Regions from separate parts of the Mus musculus genome. Here regions 1 and 2 are each linked to region 3. A link is a loop called in an ENCODE intact Hi-C map of the cell type or tissue named here. Cell type or tissue: left cerebral cortex. All regions are shown on one strand. Each heading gives the region's core, and the rest is flanking DNA. Links, peaks and the distances in the headings are about the cores only.

Region 1 (5,661 bases), core at 188-5,187, 87 kb after region 3:
GGGTGAAAAATTGTGCCGGAATCCAGAGGGGCAATGACTCCAGGGTGAGGATCTAAGATGTTTTTGCCTACATGAGCTGAATCATCCATCCATCCATCTCCTTTAGTTTTGAATGTTGTCTCCCCAAATGTTATGAAAGAGAAAAAAACACACCGTGGCCCTGCAGCTAATAAATGTGAAAATCTGGTAAAGGTGAAATCATGACCTGACAGTGTTTTAGAAGTCAAGCCACAGGGTACACAAACAGCCTTGTGTGTTCTTGGGCTCTGAGGACATCTGGCCTGAATGAGAGTCAGGTAACAGTCTTGGTTGTTGGTTCTCAATTATGGGAGGATTCTGGGTAGTGATGCCTAGAGTTTGTTTTGTTTTGTTTTCTAATCTGCAAAGTAACGATAGATGTCATCATCCCTTTATACAATAACCATAATATAAAGTCAAGAATGTATGCCGAAAGCTTAGCTCCATTCATGGCATGCAGGAAATCACCACAGGTTGTAGTCATCAATGCCAGAAACAGCAAAAAGCATAAAGCACACAGACGTGCACAAGACAGACCATTTACCGGAAGCTTGACATGATCTTTCACAGCTTCAAACCTTCAAGTAAGAGGAAAGAAATACCTGTTTCACAACTTACGTGCTGTATTGGAATAAAACAAACTACTATCTGGGAGAATTGAACGTTTTCCCATACACTGTGGAGGCTGAGTAGCAAGGTTTCCTGTGCTGAGTTTCAGTATTTCCCTGTTCATCAATAATGAAACAAGAACTAGCCAAATTCAGCCCAGGCTTGAGGCATATAGCAGAGGCAATGCAGGGCTCAGACCTGTCCCCACCTGAGCTGCTGCCAAAGTAGAGAGTTGGAACCCACTGTGAGGAGAGGACACCAAGGAAGGGAGGGTTCTGCCTTGCTGGTTTACACCATGCACACATATGATCATGTATGCTTCCTGTGCAAATCAGGGTTTGGAGGTGGGATCTTTATTTCCCTGGCCCTATTAATTCTGTGTTATCTCAGATATTCCTATTTAACTTCAGTCCTGGACAAGCATCAAGCTTCTACACAGGTGTGTGGTACAGCATTCCACGGCCAGTGTCACCCACTGCTATGCTGTTTTCAACTAGCATGGAGAGATATATCAAATCTCTCTTCTCTCAAGACTCTGGGGATGTTTAGTGCATGCCAGCCTTATGGAGTTAAACATTTGATTTTGTATTAAGCCTGCCTAGAGAGGAATGTGTCAGTTTCACACTGTGGCCAAAGGGAGGAACTGTATTGTAGGTAATTGCAATTTCCTTTATTAGTTTTTCAATTGACTAGTCTATTAGTTACTTGGGCTGTCATAGGAAAAGAACACAATCTGGGATGCTGAAAAAAAATGCAGGCATTTATTCCAAAGACCAAAAGTCAAAAATCAAAATATCAGCCAGGTTACTGTGAAAGGAGAATCTAGGGTGGTCTTTGATATCATTGTCTTGAGGTTTTGTGACTCAATTTTTTTTTGCCTTCACCATTTGTGACTACTCCTTGTGCCACCAGGTCTTCTGGCTCTTAGACAGCACTGGATTAAGCCCACAGGTAACTCAGGATGATATCATTTTAATATTCTTAACCTAATTACACCTGAACCTTTGGAAAACCTGTTTCCAAATGGCAGCTTCCTTGATGCTGCAGTTTAGGACTTGGCCTAAGGATGGTAGAGCCACTGTTTATCCTAATAGAGTGAGCAATAGCTGTGTTGTGTGCCTGCTTGACAGAACAGAAGGCAAAGGAATGTTTGCCGGAACATGGCAAGTGCCTGCTGGGAGAAAGCCAAGATCCTGTGGGATGCTTCCTGTATTCCCTGCCAATTACCAGGTCCAGGGGAGACTGGAAAGAAGAATAGAGTTGGCCAATCCTTCAGGTACCTTCTGAAGCCATTGGCATGAGCATTTGTGACTCAAGGCCACTTTTACCTACTAAGGTTTTCCCACAGGTCCCCTCAGTATATGACAAATTTGGGGTATTTTTTTTATGTCTTTGTGAATTCAGCACCCGAGAAAGAACCATATCCTGCATGTTAAATTAACACATATAAGCTCCAAGAAAAATTGGGGAAAATGAAAGGAAATGGAATAGAAGCTAGAAGATAGTGGCTTCAGTCTTTAAAAAAAAAATCTAACATGACATTTGTCAGCTATTGACATGACCTATTTATAATACTATCCACTTTTTTTGTGAATTCTAAGTATCATCTTGATATGGTATTTGTTTCTCTAATTTGGTTAGCAGCTTCTACTTTGCAGTGAAGTCATGAAGAAAAAAAATCCTTAAATTGTAACTACTGAATGTTCAGTAAATATTAGGAAAGATGAAGGGATCTGTTGTCATGGCAACAAAACAGGGTGAACAAGGACAACTCACCCATTCAGCAATTAGCTATTTCAATTACCAGTTAACTAGGTGGAAATACCTGCACATAAATTAATTTCCATTCTTCCATTCCTGAAAGACTTCTATTTCTTATTCCTTCTCTTACATGTGAGTGCTTATAATGATGTGTCCCCTATGCTGCTTTTCATTTAACTCATCATTGAGATGGCAGGGTTGACAGGAATTCAACAAAACTGATCTGGGAGACCACAGTATTTTACGTATCCCTTGACCTCAGTGCACAGGAGAGAAGATGCCTGACTCTCCACAGGGCATTTTCCACTGAATTTTCTCCACTGAGATGCTGACAGCATCATTTCCAAAGCTCATTTCAGAACGCATCAGCTTTGGGGCATGAACATTACCCATGAAACTCACTGACACTTGAATAGTATCTTTAAAACTGGGGACTCCAGGAAGAAAGCACAGCTTACTTAGACTTAAGTGTGTTTGCGGGGGAGGGGGACAGTACTTCGGCATAAGGTTTACTGTGAATAGAATCCTACCAGGGCAGAGGCTATGCTCACATAAACTTCCAGGCACACCAGGGATCTCACACCACTGAAATGAACGGAGGGCTAGATGATCAGGCAGATAGCAAAGCTGGAAGAGCCAAATGTTCACCCAAGGGTGAGATTTCTCTCTCCAAATATGTGACAGGCATAACATTGCAGTTTTCTCATGCCTTAGAAGGATTGCAGGAATGCCACAATCCTGAGTGTTCTTTCAGAGTCCGCCTACAGAGGAAAGCTGGGAACTAAACGCACAGAGAGACTGAAATGGGGAGGATTGATGGGATTGAGCGTAGGCGGAAGAAGACCAAGGGACTGTAATAGCAGGGCTAAGCACCTACTGGGAAGCAGAGTACAAGAACAGCCGTGCTTGCCCTACCAGCTCCTGCAAAGGCACAGGACTGATGTTACTATTGCATCCTGTATTCAAATGCAGCTCAAGGTGACATTTAAATGAGGTCATCTTCAGCTAAAGCCAAATCTACAGAGAGAAGTGCAGTGTTACTGAATAGCGGTATCACCATCATAAGAAAACAATGGCGTTAAGGTCAAGATTAAAACTGGGGATGGAACTCTGTCTGAATGGGAAAGTGCCTGCTGACCAGATGCGCAGTCCTGGGGGCTCCTGTTGGTTCTCAGAGCTCTGAAGAAATCCACTGTTTGTCCTAGCTGCTCGGACCCCAGCACTGAGCTGCACAGATTTGAAATCATCCTTAAAGAATCCTCCAAACACCCGCCCCTCCTCCTCTCCACCCGGCTTGTTTATCCAGACTCCTTCCCATGTTCTTAGTAATACTCTATTCCCTCATTCATTCTTCATATCTAGGATCTTCTAGCAGAATCCAAATGTTCTTGGTGCATCTAGCTGGAGTTGATGCCAAGTCTATCTGGTCTTATAAATCTTGGAGCCCAGCACAGTTCCTGGCATAGAATAATTATGAATTGGGAATCGATAAGTAATCTTTGTTGAAGTCATATTAGATGGCAAACATTTCGTGCTCAGAGCAAGTCCTTGGAGGAGTTTCTCTTTTCCATGATCAGTGCAAGAAGAATGAATATATACACTGTGCTGCACTTTGACACGCTGAAATTATACCCTGCTCGTAATTTAGTCTCACACAAAATAGTTCTCTACACTCAAAACAAAACAAATAGAGAAAGGTCTTGACTCATGAAGGCAGCCATTCGCAGAGCCTCACGGAGCTTGCTTTCAGTAAAACCCTTGAAGGCTGACATCTGTGTATTTGTTTAGCTCACCAAATATCTTCATGAACATGTCAAAATCAGCTTAATATGCTGTCTTTAAGCTACTGGATGGGCAGATAAGATATTAGCATCATAGATGGCACAGAACTGGGCAACTTTGGCTGTTAAAGCTGGTTGATAGGCATCAGAGGACACTCTACGTCTTTCTACTATTTTTCATATTTTTAAAAATGAGTTCTATAACCAAACAGCCCTGTGGTGAGACTTCCTTGCAAAGACCTTTGTCAGGCAGCTAATAAGCATATTGTGCACACCAAATTTACCTTGGTGCAGACATGGGGATAACCAGAGACCATGTCGGTCTTCAGGTATCCCGTAGGATATCTATTATTATCACATAGGCAGAAGTAGAGATACACCCTTAGAGAACAAGCTAAAAAGTAGTCTTGAATCAGTTGTATTCTATACATGTCCCAGGGGTTGTATATTCTTTGTAGTTTTCTACTCTTTGGAGAGGATGCATGTTCAATTGTATCCCTGGGTTTGACTAAGCAATGGTCCAGTGAACACTGGACACTGTTTTTGTTGCCCTTTGAAATAGTAGATTTTGGAGACATTGCTGTCATATATATTAAGTTTATCCATACAATCAGACAAAAGACAGAAGCCACACATCAGAAGGCCTGCGGAAAGATACAACATTCAGAGTTGAAGCTGCTGATGACATGAGCTGCTGGAAATGACATTCCCAACCATTTACTGTGATGAGCCACTGACCCAGGAAGGGCTTTCAATTCTCACCACACACACTAGGCTCCTAATGAAGGTTTCTAGCTTTGTTCAATATGCAAAATGAGAAAAATAAATGTGGGAAGGGCCCTAACTGTGCATGTGCCCACTAAATTTCTCATGAATTCAATAGGATTTTTATAGCAAAGTTGACCATCTCTCGTGGGGACAGTGATAAGAGACACAATTATACAACCAATAATATTTCTGTATAATTTTCTACAAGTATAATGGGAAGCTCCCAAATTTATAGGTTTCACTGGTGAAAACTGGAGAAACTCTCTTTACTGTGGTTGAAATATCTTCTCTCTATCCACTGTGTCATGCTTACTCAAAACAATCATTTCTCCCTTAATGGAGGTTATGCACACAATTGTGCAATCACATATTTTTGCATTTGAATTACATATAGCACGTCTATGCATGGTTGATGTTCATAGAATCTTCTGGAAGTTTTGCTGACATCACATTATTTTCACTTATTGTGATGCTTATGTATATTCAGTTTTCAGAAAGGGAAACTGAGGCCTGGAGAGGCATATAAGATGAAGTAAAGACATATTATGTAGCAAAGGTGGGAACATTCCAAGGTTAACTGACATTCATCCTTAGCCATTAGGTTTTACTGTAGCCAGGTTGACTTTATTTGCAGTGGATGTCTTAGAAAATTACAGCATGAATTGAACTCATTTGGCAATTGATGGGGTTCATACATTAGAGGGTCTTTTCAGTCTCCAACAAT
Region 2 (5,661 bases), core at 188-5,187, 86 kb before region 3:
ATTAATCCCATAATTTTCCAGCATGAGCTTTGTGGATTGCATTATGTCTCCATTACACAAGGCTGGACACATCTGAGAGAGGACAAAGCGACGGCCTGTGCTAGCAGGCAGGAATGTGGCTTGCCTTCTTGACTCAGACCTAGATCATTTGTGACTGCACAGAGACAAGGTTCCAAAAGGACAGAAGTAAGCCGAAAGGGCAATAGCCGATGATTCAAGTCACAGCAATCTACAGATCTACAGTCGACTGAGGGCCAAGGTAGCCCTTGTCTACCTTCAGCACAGAATGATGGCTGAGAGGCTAGCACAGAGGACCACTAGAGATTCATAGCCTTTCTCCTTCCTAACACTGGGCGAGGCCAATCAGGGTAGTGCATATACTTCCTATCTGCAAGGTGAAGCATGTTTCTATGATGATTCAGGTAAAACTAAAGTCAGGTAAAAACTGGAAGGCAGCATGCTTCAGGTTTCAATGCAGAGTTGTTAATGATGGCAGCCTTTACAAATCAAATATTTACCATTAGAATATGATTCAGGGGCTGAGCTGAGAACCAGATTGCCTGCACATTGGAGGTATGTAAATCAAGGAACAGCTGAGGGGAAGTCAGAGCCTCCCGAGAAGTGGAAAGACACTTTACAAAGCCGCAAAGGATCGTGGGTTGTTTTTGTTCCCTTCATTCTCTTTCCCCTTTAACAAGGAAAGGAAGCATGCTGCGTGTTGGGCTGTTTAATTCCACAACAGCTGAACTTTATTATGTTGCCTGTTAATTACAGCTTTCTTAGCTTGGCTATAAGTAGAGCTTGTTTCTGAGAGCAGAAGGGTCTAGCTACAGAGGAAACACAGTTCATTTGGAGTTGAGAAAATGCAAGTTGTTTAGGCTTGGGGACAAATTGCTGCTCACATGGAGTTCCTGTGACTTCATGTTCTGGTAGGAGGTAAGAAAATTGAGTCAAAATCAGAGTCCTGTAAGTTTGGAAATGCGCAAGTGAGAGCAGGTTCTCAATGGGGATGAAAGGCAGTCAGAAGCACTGTCTTTGTTTACTGAGTGAGGTTTCACCAGGTTGAGCAGTTTAAAGGGACATGCCAGGTGAGGATGTTATGCCCCGGGCCTCTCAGTGTGTTCTCCATGGTTATCCAAATGCACTAGGTCTATGGTGTAAACTCAGGTTGACTTATTCTTCACAAGAAGATTTGGGCAAAAGAGGATTTGGCGAATGCAGGATCCGAGGCTGCTTTTCAGATCCATGCTGACCTTCCCTGCCTCATGTTATTCTCTGTCTCCCTGCAGAGCTCACAGATAGGTATTATGTGCTAAGGGACATTGCCCGCTCTTGATTCCCTCTGTGCTAGTTTGATCAAGAATGATGCTTAGGCAAGGAGGAAAGGAAGATTCACAAAAGGTGGATTTTGTCAGTGAGGACGAAACACCTGATGATGATAAAGCAAACAAAAGGTTTTAAAAGAAGGAAGAGGTTGTCAGCACAGCTGGTAAATTATGACTCTGGCAGGCAAGCCATATTTTTATGAGATTTGATAAAGGCGATCATCTCTGCTGCAAACCACCAGCACCTGGGAAAGGACTCAGAGTTCTACAGTAAAGTAAAAAGTTGGCATTTCAAGCCATTGTTGGCTGAACCTGGGGATGGAAAGAAAATCATGATCTGTTTGGGCACCAGGCCCAGTAACTTCAATTTGTAGAAGAAATTTAGCAATCTGTTACCAGATTCATAGAGAAATGTCTGTGATGGAGGATTCCAGATCAGGGGACAGTCCTGGGAGTCTTCATTGATAAAAACTACTTTCATTCACAAAGTAGAATGGATGAGGTGGGGATGGGGAGGAAGCAGAATCTACGGAAAAGAGCAGTGCTTGGGAGCACGAAGAGAAAGAGTCATAATAGCTATGGCCGCACATTGCATATGGTTCCTGGATTAAGTGTGAATGCCAGAAAGGAGAGTCTCTATAAACAGCTCTTTCTCTTTGGACAGTGAGGCTATCTGCGCTGGGGTAAACTGGAATGCCATACTGACTCTCTGTAGGGCCAGGAGGCTACTACAATAGGGTTAACATGGCTGCCTGAGGCATCACCACCAGTCTCTGTATCTTAGTTCACTCACTCTGGGTAAAGAGCAACAGAAGCTCCAGCAAGATCGAGAATGGAGACATGGGCTTTGACCTTGAGGGTGAAGAATGGATATGGGATACGCATAAATAAAAATGTTTAGTAGTATTGATAACATAATGTGAAAAACCCATGTGTAATCTTACACGGAGTACTCCTAGCTGCATGCTAGCCTACACCTACACATACTTGTAGAGATGCTGAAGAACTGTAGACTGGCCCGAGGAGTTGGGGTCAGGTGACCCACCACACCTAGCATCAAAGAAAGGTATGCTAGTGAGATTTCCTATGCATGGGCAGCTTGGAAAAGAAACAGCAAGCTCTGTCAGGCAGCAGACATGCTTTGCAAAGTGAATTGGTGAAGGGATGACCAAAGATGTCCAGGCAGGCAAAAGACAAATAACTGGTACCACATGCAATGCTTCATTGCATCAAGAAAGAAGAGACGGTATCATATAGTGACTGAATAAGTCAGAAACTACTGAGATGGTGGCAGAAACATTTCTCATGGGTCAGAAGATGTTCCGTCTCAAATACGCTGGCAGACATGAAGGAATTGGAAGAATGGTCATATGAGAAGATGTTGAGATTAATCTCAGTTAACTAAAACTAAGATACCCTGTATTTCACAGAACGAAATGCAGAGGGCAAGCCCTTACTTGTTGGGAGTTCAGAGGACTCTCTGAGGTTTGACTGGGAGACATAGAACATTGTTTTTCTTCATTTCATGAAACCAGATATGGAGCCTCCTAAATGCTTTCTCCAGATCCAGCTGTTTAAAGGAGAGGCAGGTTGCTGGCCATCCTGTCCAGGCATCATGAGGAAGGAAACGATTCTCCCACACAGTGTTCTTCTGGCTTATTGGCTGTTCATAGAGAACTCTGGGAAGTGGGCTCTAGTTCAGCCCTAATCCGCCCCTGGCAGGGCACACTCTCCTCTCTCTTTGACAACGAACAGCCTGTTTTATTTCCCATCCTACACACTCTTCCTCTCCAGCGCCCTCCCTGCAGGTTTGTGGAAGGGCTGTTTTGCCCTTTTCCTTTTGCAGCCTGGTGTGCTTGCTTGCTTTCTTTCAAGGAATTTAAAAGTTGGCTCCCTGGGTCTGCCCTGCCTGCTTCCTTCCATCTGTTTTCTCTATTCAGGGTGAGTGGGGGCTTACTGGCTACACATCTAGGTTCTATTTCCTGGCCTTCCTTTTGTGGACAGCAGCCAGGGGACTCTCTGGTGGGGCATTTTGGTCTGTGAATGACACTACTGCTGAAAAGCAAGGGGGCAGGAATTACATTTTCATTTATTTTCAATTGGAATATTCCCAGTTAAATAAACCAACCTCCAAAAAGATAAAAATAAAACAACAACAACAAAAAAAACCCCACATACCTCAAAAGCAATGGGAGAAAAATCAAAACACCCCCCCAAACTCTAAACCCATTTGATTTCAAACAAAGAAGTCATTGGATATGAGGAATGAGGTTGCTGTTAGAGGCGTGTATGAAACCTGTGGGCTGTGTTTCAGTCTGTCACAGGCAGTTATGAAAGATGTAATTCAATTTGTTTAAAAAAAAAACCGTAAAAGGCAGATTGGATAGCTGTATTTTAGCAAATGTGTTTGCACTGAGGGTACCTTCTGTTGAACAGTTCTGCCCACAAGCTGTCTGTAGAATATAGAACATCTCTCGAGCATGCTTGCCACCTTGAAGCAGGGCAGTCGGGAGCAGAAAAAAAAACAGAATGCAGAAAAAAAGGTGAAGAAAAAGAGAGAAATGAAGGACAGCAAGTCTAGTACCATCAATACATTTAGAAATGAGATTAGCCAAGTGTGACAATAGAATTAAAATGACACACAGAAGGACAGTAAGGTCGCAGTAAATCACGTACTATGGAGAAATCCAGCCAGAGAGCACTTTCTGTTCAGCTTAGCTACGGAATCAGAACGAAAGCACAGGTTGGTTTTTCATTTTACTGGCTCTTTTGCATTCCAGCACTATTTTTAATCTTAGGCTTAATTGCTACCTTTTAATTTTTTTCTTTTGTCTTTACAATTCATTCATTCATTCATTTACTTATTTACTGGCTTGTTTGGCAAGTTCCTTCAACACGTTCCTTCAAGTCCATTTCCTGATATGCTCTAGAGACTTGAACTTACCGACGATGTCAAACCATAGAGGGGTGTTAGCTGGCTGCACTGACACCACCCCTACAATCTCGGTTACTTTGTCACTCTCCATGACGGTGAAGTTGTAAAATGGTTCATCGAATGTCAATGGTATAGGTGAAGGCGGGGGCTTCTTAATCCATTCGATGTGGAGGCGGGCAGTGGAGGATTTCTGTGGGCGGCCATTGTCCACAGCCTTGATCTACTCCCACATGGGAGGGACACAGAAAGATGGCTTAGTGCTGTGAGTCTGTGGAAGGCTTTTACTCACACAGTAACAAGCCCAAGGAGCAGTTTCTGCACCGTGTCATAAGAAGGAAAGTTGTGTCCAGTTGAGACCTCAGAGTGCACTCTGGAGTGGAGACTGCAGACAGGGCTCACACTACATTTGCCAGAAGCTGACTTTTGAGATGTGAAACCATAAAAAAATAAATGTTGTTCTTAAAATTCATAGTATATCAGGGGCAAGAGTAATAGTTTATGTGAGTAGAAATATCTAATTTAATTTCTTATAGCATGATTCTGAAACTTCATCTCTATTGAGAGTTGAAGGGGGAATGAATGTGAGATGTTATTTGTGTGTTAGGATACATGAGCACATGTGTAATGCATGTGAAGGTGAATCTATGTATGTGTGAGTATAAGTACATTATGTGCATGTATATATATACATATATGTACAAGTTTGTAAGTAAGTTTGTGTGTATGCACTGTTTTTGCATGTATATGTGCATGTGTATGAGTGTGTGCATCATATGTGAATATGTGTAAGTATATTATGTGTGTGCATATATGTTTATGTTTATATATGTGTGTTGTACATGTGTGTGATCATATATATGAGTATGTGCAATGTGTGGTAATATGCATACATATGTGTGTGGGAATATGTGTGCAATTGTGTATGCACCTGTGTGATCGTATGTATTTGTGTAAACATATGTACCAGTGTGCATGTGTATCATAGTTTCTTCTGCTTTGAACTAGATATATACTGCCTGTTATGTTCAGCACCTTGAGAATAAGTTAGGGCCCAAGATGTGTGGTTGTGTGTCTCCAAGCAGGCCATAGAATCAGTGGAAGTTTGCTGATAGGACACAATGAAGGAAACTCTCACTATTTAGAACATCACCCAGGAAGGTAAAAGTTCTTGCCTATAACTGGCTCCCTGAAAGCAGCCTCCTAAAGCTATTTCTGCACTCTTTACGGTTATTGATCAAAGAAGTAGGCATGAATAAGAGGGCTCACCCTTATCCCACTTATGCTCTGGAATTAGATCTTACCGTCAGGATGTCATAACTCCCTGCTGTGAATTGCTTTCTGGAAGAGACCATGCCAGTTTTAGGGTCAATAAAAAACTTTCCATCATCATTTCCATCCACA
Region 3 (5,661 bases), core at 199-5,198:
GAGGGCATGTGTGTAGAGACTGTTTCCCTCCTCGAATGTAGAGCTGACTATGAACCAAGGTCGAAGGAGTTGACATTTGAATGATCCCAGCAATGGCATTAATTCTTAGGAGTTTGGTGAGCAGGAAGGGAAGGAGCGTCTCGTTCTTGACAAGTGAATTTCAGGAAGTTTCAGAAAATCTGGAGGAATTCTTTGGAAGAAGAATACCAATTGAGAAAAGATTACCCATTTTCATCACTTGTCTTTCCTATTTGAGGATTTTGTCTTTGAATTTCTCCCTTTCCTTCTTATGAATTAGACAGAGAGTCGTTGCTATCAGAAGTAGATGAAATAGCCACAGTTGGTACCTGTTAAATGTTCGAAAATCTCTAGTTTTCCCTAGAACCATTATTTTGCGTTCAATAACATCTTATTGTGATAGGTATCTGGTTAACCTTTCTTCTCCTGCAAGTGAACCTTGGAGACAGTGTGAAGTTAGGTGATATTAGGCTCCTGAATCTAAAGAAATGCCATGTGTTCCTGTGGCAAGCAAAGTTCCCTCCAAGCTCTCCAACCTCTCAGTATTAAAATGGCTTTGGCTATACAATCTACTTGGATAAAAGCAACCTAAGAAGGCCTCATAGAAGCTGAGCATGAATCAGCATTGCATCTGACACAATGAGAAATGTGACCAGAATGAATTCTTGTTGAGAAATTGTAGAGTAAAAACTTCAGTCAAAAGATGGCCTAGTCAGCCATCACTGCAAAGAGAGGCCCATTGGCTTTGCAAACTTTATATGCCCCAGTACAGGGGAACGCCAGGGCCAAAAAGGGGGAGTGGGTGGGTAGGGGAGTGGGGGTGGGGTGGGTATGGGGGACTTTTGGTATAGCATTGGAAATGTAAATGAGCTAAATATCTAATAAAAAATGGGAAAAAAAACTTCAGGACAAATATATGGCCAAATGATTACTTCTGTATGAAATCCAATATTGCAAACAAAATGCAAAACCTGTCCTTGCTAGAGATAGATGATCAAGAGAGGGAAGGGGAAGAAAAACCTACTAGAAGGCATCCATGCAGAAAGCAATCAAATGAACAATCTCGAATTTGAATATATTCTATAGGGACCATGTTTCCCTAATGCATCATATATTGATGCAATGTTTGAAATTCTGGGATGAAAATTCTCAAATAATATAACAAATTCATTGCATAGCTCATGTTTATATTTCTAAGATATAATAGTAATCATTACTCTTTAAAGGGATGTAAGTGCTTATTTAAAATGTGATATGTGGGTGTAACCCCATATAGGTTCTGCATAGACATCACCATTGATGCTTTCTTTGTTAACTCATTTCCTAGAAGAATGCAAAATAAACTTAATGACAACCAGAGACCCTGGTAAAGAAACAACACACTGAGAGCTATTCTCACACCAAGGTTCCATTATCATTTATGTCCTTCCCTTGATCTACAGAACTTCAGCTGTGTCTTTATACATAGTGACAGAAGACCAAGATCAGTCAGATTGTCACTATCTTTAAGCAGATCACAGTCTGATATGAAAGGCCATTTGCTAACTTGTCTTGTTATAATCCAACAAATTAGACATACTTGATAGCTCTGTTTCCTGAGTTAAAGTATACAGTATAGAATATGAGATCATTGATGTCAAGATGCAAGAAAGGGAAGATTCATCTTGGGTCCTAGAGGATGGGTCTGAGCTAGCCAATCAGGAAAAGGACATACTATGTTCTCTATACATTTTTGTGGGAAAATGTGGTGGTGAGAAGAAGAATACATACTTGGAAAACAGAAGTCCAGACATGTCCATGAAGATGCTTTCATGACAGTCGAAGGGATACATTTCATCATTGGCAATGAGGGCTTATCTAAGCAGTTCCAACTTACATGGATTTAACATTATGGTCTTAGCATAACTAGCAGCTGCATGAAAGCTGTAATGGGAAGAAGAAATTTTAGCTGGATTTGTTGGCAAGGTCTTGCTTTAAGCCAGGGGAATGGCAATGAGTAAGAGGACCTGAGCAGACTCACAGGGTAGGAGGCAGGTTATTATTGGTTTGATGTGGGAAGTGGGAGACGGAGTACTTGAGGATGGGAAGATCTATTGCTTTCTATATTTGGTTCTTTAGTTGAACAACTGAGTAGGAGGATGAACCATTTCTCAAAAGGAAGAATAAGCTTAGACTGCAGCACTTTTAGAGTGTGGGCGTATGTTTTATATGAAAAATGTAAAATTCAGATGGAATATGATTAGTCTCAGGCACAGGAGAACAGGCAGATGGCAGAGAGGTGGGCTCATCTGGCAGACCAGCAGCAGAAGCTCCAATCTCCCACTTGTAGCTAACACTCCCACTTTCTGGTCTCTCCTCTGACTCTGACTATGTAATTTCCTGTTCTTACCGGTGACTCTATGTCACTTCTGGTCTCTACTAAGCTATTACTTTATTTCCTGTTCTCTCCCGTGATTCTGATTGTTACTTCCTATTATCTCTTGTGGTTCACTTCCTATTTTCTCTTAAACTGTGATCTTATGTCACATCCTGTCTACTATTCTGTGTCTCCATGTCACTTCCTGGTTACTAATCTGTAATATGAACTTCTCTCTCTGTAGAATCAGTATGAATTCTTGTCCTCATTCTTAAAGCATATTATGACCTATTCCTAAACTCCTTTGTCCTTATCTCCCTTACCCTGGATGTTCAAGAAAAACATTCACTCAGTGTATCCCAAATACTTCCCCGTGGAATTTGTACTAATTTCCTCAGCTTTAGAATTCCTCTTCCCACATTTACTTCAGAGCAAAATATGAATCATCTCAATATCTCCCCTAAATATCAGTATAGCATTAACATGCTCCCCAACTGGGTCAATGGCACACAATCTCCTGTCACTCTAGGCTTAGGTGGACTCATGGCTTTGGTGAGCAACCCTTCCTCCTCCAGCCTGCCCTTTCACAAGCTTAATGAACCAGTTTCCTGGTGTGGAGTAGGACTTTATTGGAAGCATGCCCATAGGACGTGCTAAATAAAGAAGTGCTGAGTGGAAATGGCTCTTTGGGCCTTGCACGTACAGAATAGTCTGCTCCACTCATGGGAGCGCAGGCTTCCTATCACATCAACAGCTAAAAGCTTCAGGGCTGATCAGCCAGGTCCCAGAGGGGATAGAAAGCTTGAGATGATGTGATGAAACATGACAAATGACTTAGGAGACTGACAAAATTGCAGAGATTAGACCTCCACGCTCCTCCCCTGCTCATCTGACTTGTCTTCTTGTCAGGACGCTTCCTGTTTAGCTCAGAGCATCAAGATTTCTGTGGCAGAGCAGGATGAGACGCGTGCATTACCATAACAGTTTCATTGTTGTGTTTCAAAGTTTATGAACTCATCAAAAATGAAACATCACATCTTACAGGAAAGCATGTGGCCTCAGCTGTCAACAGTTTAATGTTGTCCAAGGGAACAATATAATTCTAGCTATAGTCAAGAAGGACTTCAGAGTCCACAGCATTGTGCTTTGCAAACCTTTTACTCCCCAAAATTGGGATCATAGAAACAAGTGGGGCAGACACTCCCCACGTCCAAATGTGCCCCTAGTTTCTGCTGTACTTAAGAGAATGTCACCATGTTCATGACCATGACAATGTCTCTTGGTAAGATGCTCTCACCCTGTAAAACAATTCATTAGCAACTTGGAGGGGGGAAGCAGATTTAAGTGGTGATAATTTTGGTCATAAAATACAACTTCTTCTGTATGTGTCCTAGTCTGGCCTGTGAATATAATTTGAGTAATTTCAAATACAACAACAATGATATAAATAGAGAGGTAGGGAGAAAAACGCGAATCATGTGCTTGAGTTTCAAGAGAGTCACTTTTCTGTATAATAGTCATCCACACTGGCAGATGTATATGGCATGCATCTTACATCTGCTTTCAAAAACAAAGATTCTTTGTATCTCTCTAGCGTATAATTCCTTTCTCACAGTCTCCACCTGGATTATATAAATAGCTGCAGTTTATTTTAGGAAAAAGGTTATATGCTGATTTATTGATAATTTATAAAATGCCTTTCTTCTCCTGCCAGATCTTTCTGAATTAGTTGCTTTTTTTTAATTCTAAGGACAAATGTGTTCTGTCTCCCCTCCCCCCACACACATACAAATTCATTGCTACTTCTAAACAGATCAGTAGAGATGAGAAAGTGTATTTATTTAAGAGGACATGTGTCAGCATGTTTTAGCAGCAAACTCTAAGACATAAGAGAAAAATGTCGGTCACACATCCTCACAGCCATCCATTAATCCATGTGTGAGAACATGTTCACAGATCTGGTGTGTGTGTGTGTGTGTGTGTGTGTGAGAGAGAGAGAGAGAGAGAGAGAGAGAGAGAGAGAGAGAGAGAGAGAGAGAGAGAGAGGGAAAGAGAGAGAGAGAGGGGGAGAGGGAGAGAGAGAGAGAGAGAGAGAGAGAGAGAGAGAGAGAGAGAGAGAGAGAGAAGAGGCAGGGCATGGATCTTGGACTTGAGTTCTTTCAAGTATTTACTCTATCTGGAAAGAACATTTCCTCTCAGAACTGCAGCACATGTTCTATCCCCATGACTCAAGGGTCAGAGAACTGCATACCTTCCTATCCCTACCATGTAATCACATTTTACTAAATCTTTCTGTGAATATTTCTGAAATACTGTGCTAAGCTTGAAACAGACAACCCGTATCTGAACAGCTCACTGCAGAACCCTCCCTAGGCAGGTTTCTTCTTTCTTTTAATCCCTAATGTCCCAATTCTCAAATGCAGGCTTTATGGGATTCTAAGGTAATTCCAGCATCATCCAGTGGACTTTTGATGTTCAAATCTGTAATTATTTGTGCTTCATAATGAAGCATATAAATAATAAATTATTTTAGATTAAAATATGTATGCATTTATATACACATACACACACACACACACACACACACACACACACACACACACACCTTTCTGCACATATGGAAAGAGAGCAAGCAAGTGATGGGATTACAGATAAGCATCTGGAGATCACATCCAGGGTACACGCACCCTAGGTAAGGAGTCTACAAACTGAGCTACATCCTCAGTTCCCCTAGGATACTATTTTCTGAAGATTAGCTTTTACTAATTCCATTGACATAACTTTTACAGTCACGAGGGTCAGACTTTGAAATAGCCCCACTGTGAAAACAGCTGTTGCAGTTTAAAGCATGATCTATGATGAGAAAATATTTTATTTGCTTTCTTTCTAGGAGATTGTGATTGACAGATTGAAAGACTGAAAAAGTCTTTAGGTTCCTAGGGTTCAGAGAAGAGAAATGATTTTTTAATTTCTCTCCAAGTCCTGATTCTTACTGCAAGGAGTGGCTACATTCACAGTTTAAGAAACAATATCATAGACTTAGAGACCCAAAGTATTTCCCTCTTAGCATCTCAGTTCTTAAACTAGCTAGACTAAGAAAGTAAAGGTATCTCTCCATCATGTGAGATTTCGTTAGGGGAGAGCAGCCTAGGTTTTGGAGTGGTTCTGCACTGAAGGGCTCATTACTGCAATTGGACATTTTTACAGGCAGACCTTTGCTCTGAACCTGTTTATCTTCTCACTCGGTCAGGCTCTGGGGACCCCTGGATACCTATTCCAGGCTTGAC

Evidence for each region. A loop is a pair of places that touch in the nucleus more often than their neighbours do. Peaks named below come from ENCODE experiments on the same cell type or tissue, not always from the same donor. Only the 100,000 strongest peaks of a DNase experiment are listed, where the experiment ranks them.
Region 1: it touches region 3 in a loop (8-fold over the local background); 2 of 42 quality-filtered maps call a loop at or near these places.
Region 2: it touches region 3 in a loop (6-fold over the local background); 10 of 42 quality-filtered maps call a loop at or near these places.

The regions. Positions count from the first base shown.
Region 1 is chr9:16,199,372-16,205,032 of GRCm38, forward strand. All of the region lies in intron 3 of Fat3 (FAT atypical cadherin 3), which reads right to left. Among named protein-coding and RNA genes, the nearest start is that of Fat3, 300 kb to the right of the region's middle. In left cerebral cortex, for the core only: a CTCF peak has its summit at 3,154; DNase peaks (open chromatin) are centred at 1,804 and 3,167; H3K27ac peaks cover 876 bases.
Region 2 is chr9:16,025,545-16,031,205 of GRCm38, forward strand. It overlaps Fat3 (FAT atypical cadherin 3), which reads right to left. Exons shown (of 26, transcript NM_001080814.2): 5 at 5,562-5,661; 6 at 4,270-4,480. Among named protein-coding and RNA genes, the nearest start is that of Mtnr1b, 150 kb to the left of the region's middle. In left cerebral cortex, for the core only: a CTCF peak has its summit at 3,126; DNase peaks (open chromatin) are centred at 3,176, 3,714 and 4,420; H3K27ac peaks cover 1,948 bases.
Region 3 is chr9:16,111,968-16,117,628 of GRCm38, forward strand. The region is part of intron 3 of Fat3 (FAT atypical cadherin 3); the gene reads right to left. Among named protein-coding and RNA genes, the nearest start is that of Mtnr1b, 240 kb to the left of the region's middle. In left cerebral cortex, for the core only: no CTCF peak of the experiment used is centred there; DNase peaks (open chromatin) are centred at 574, 2,171 and 3,033; H3K27ac peaks cover 2,153 bases.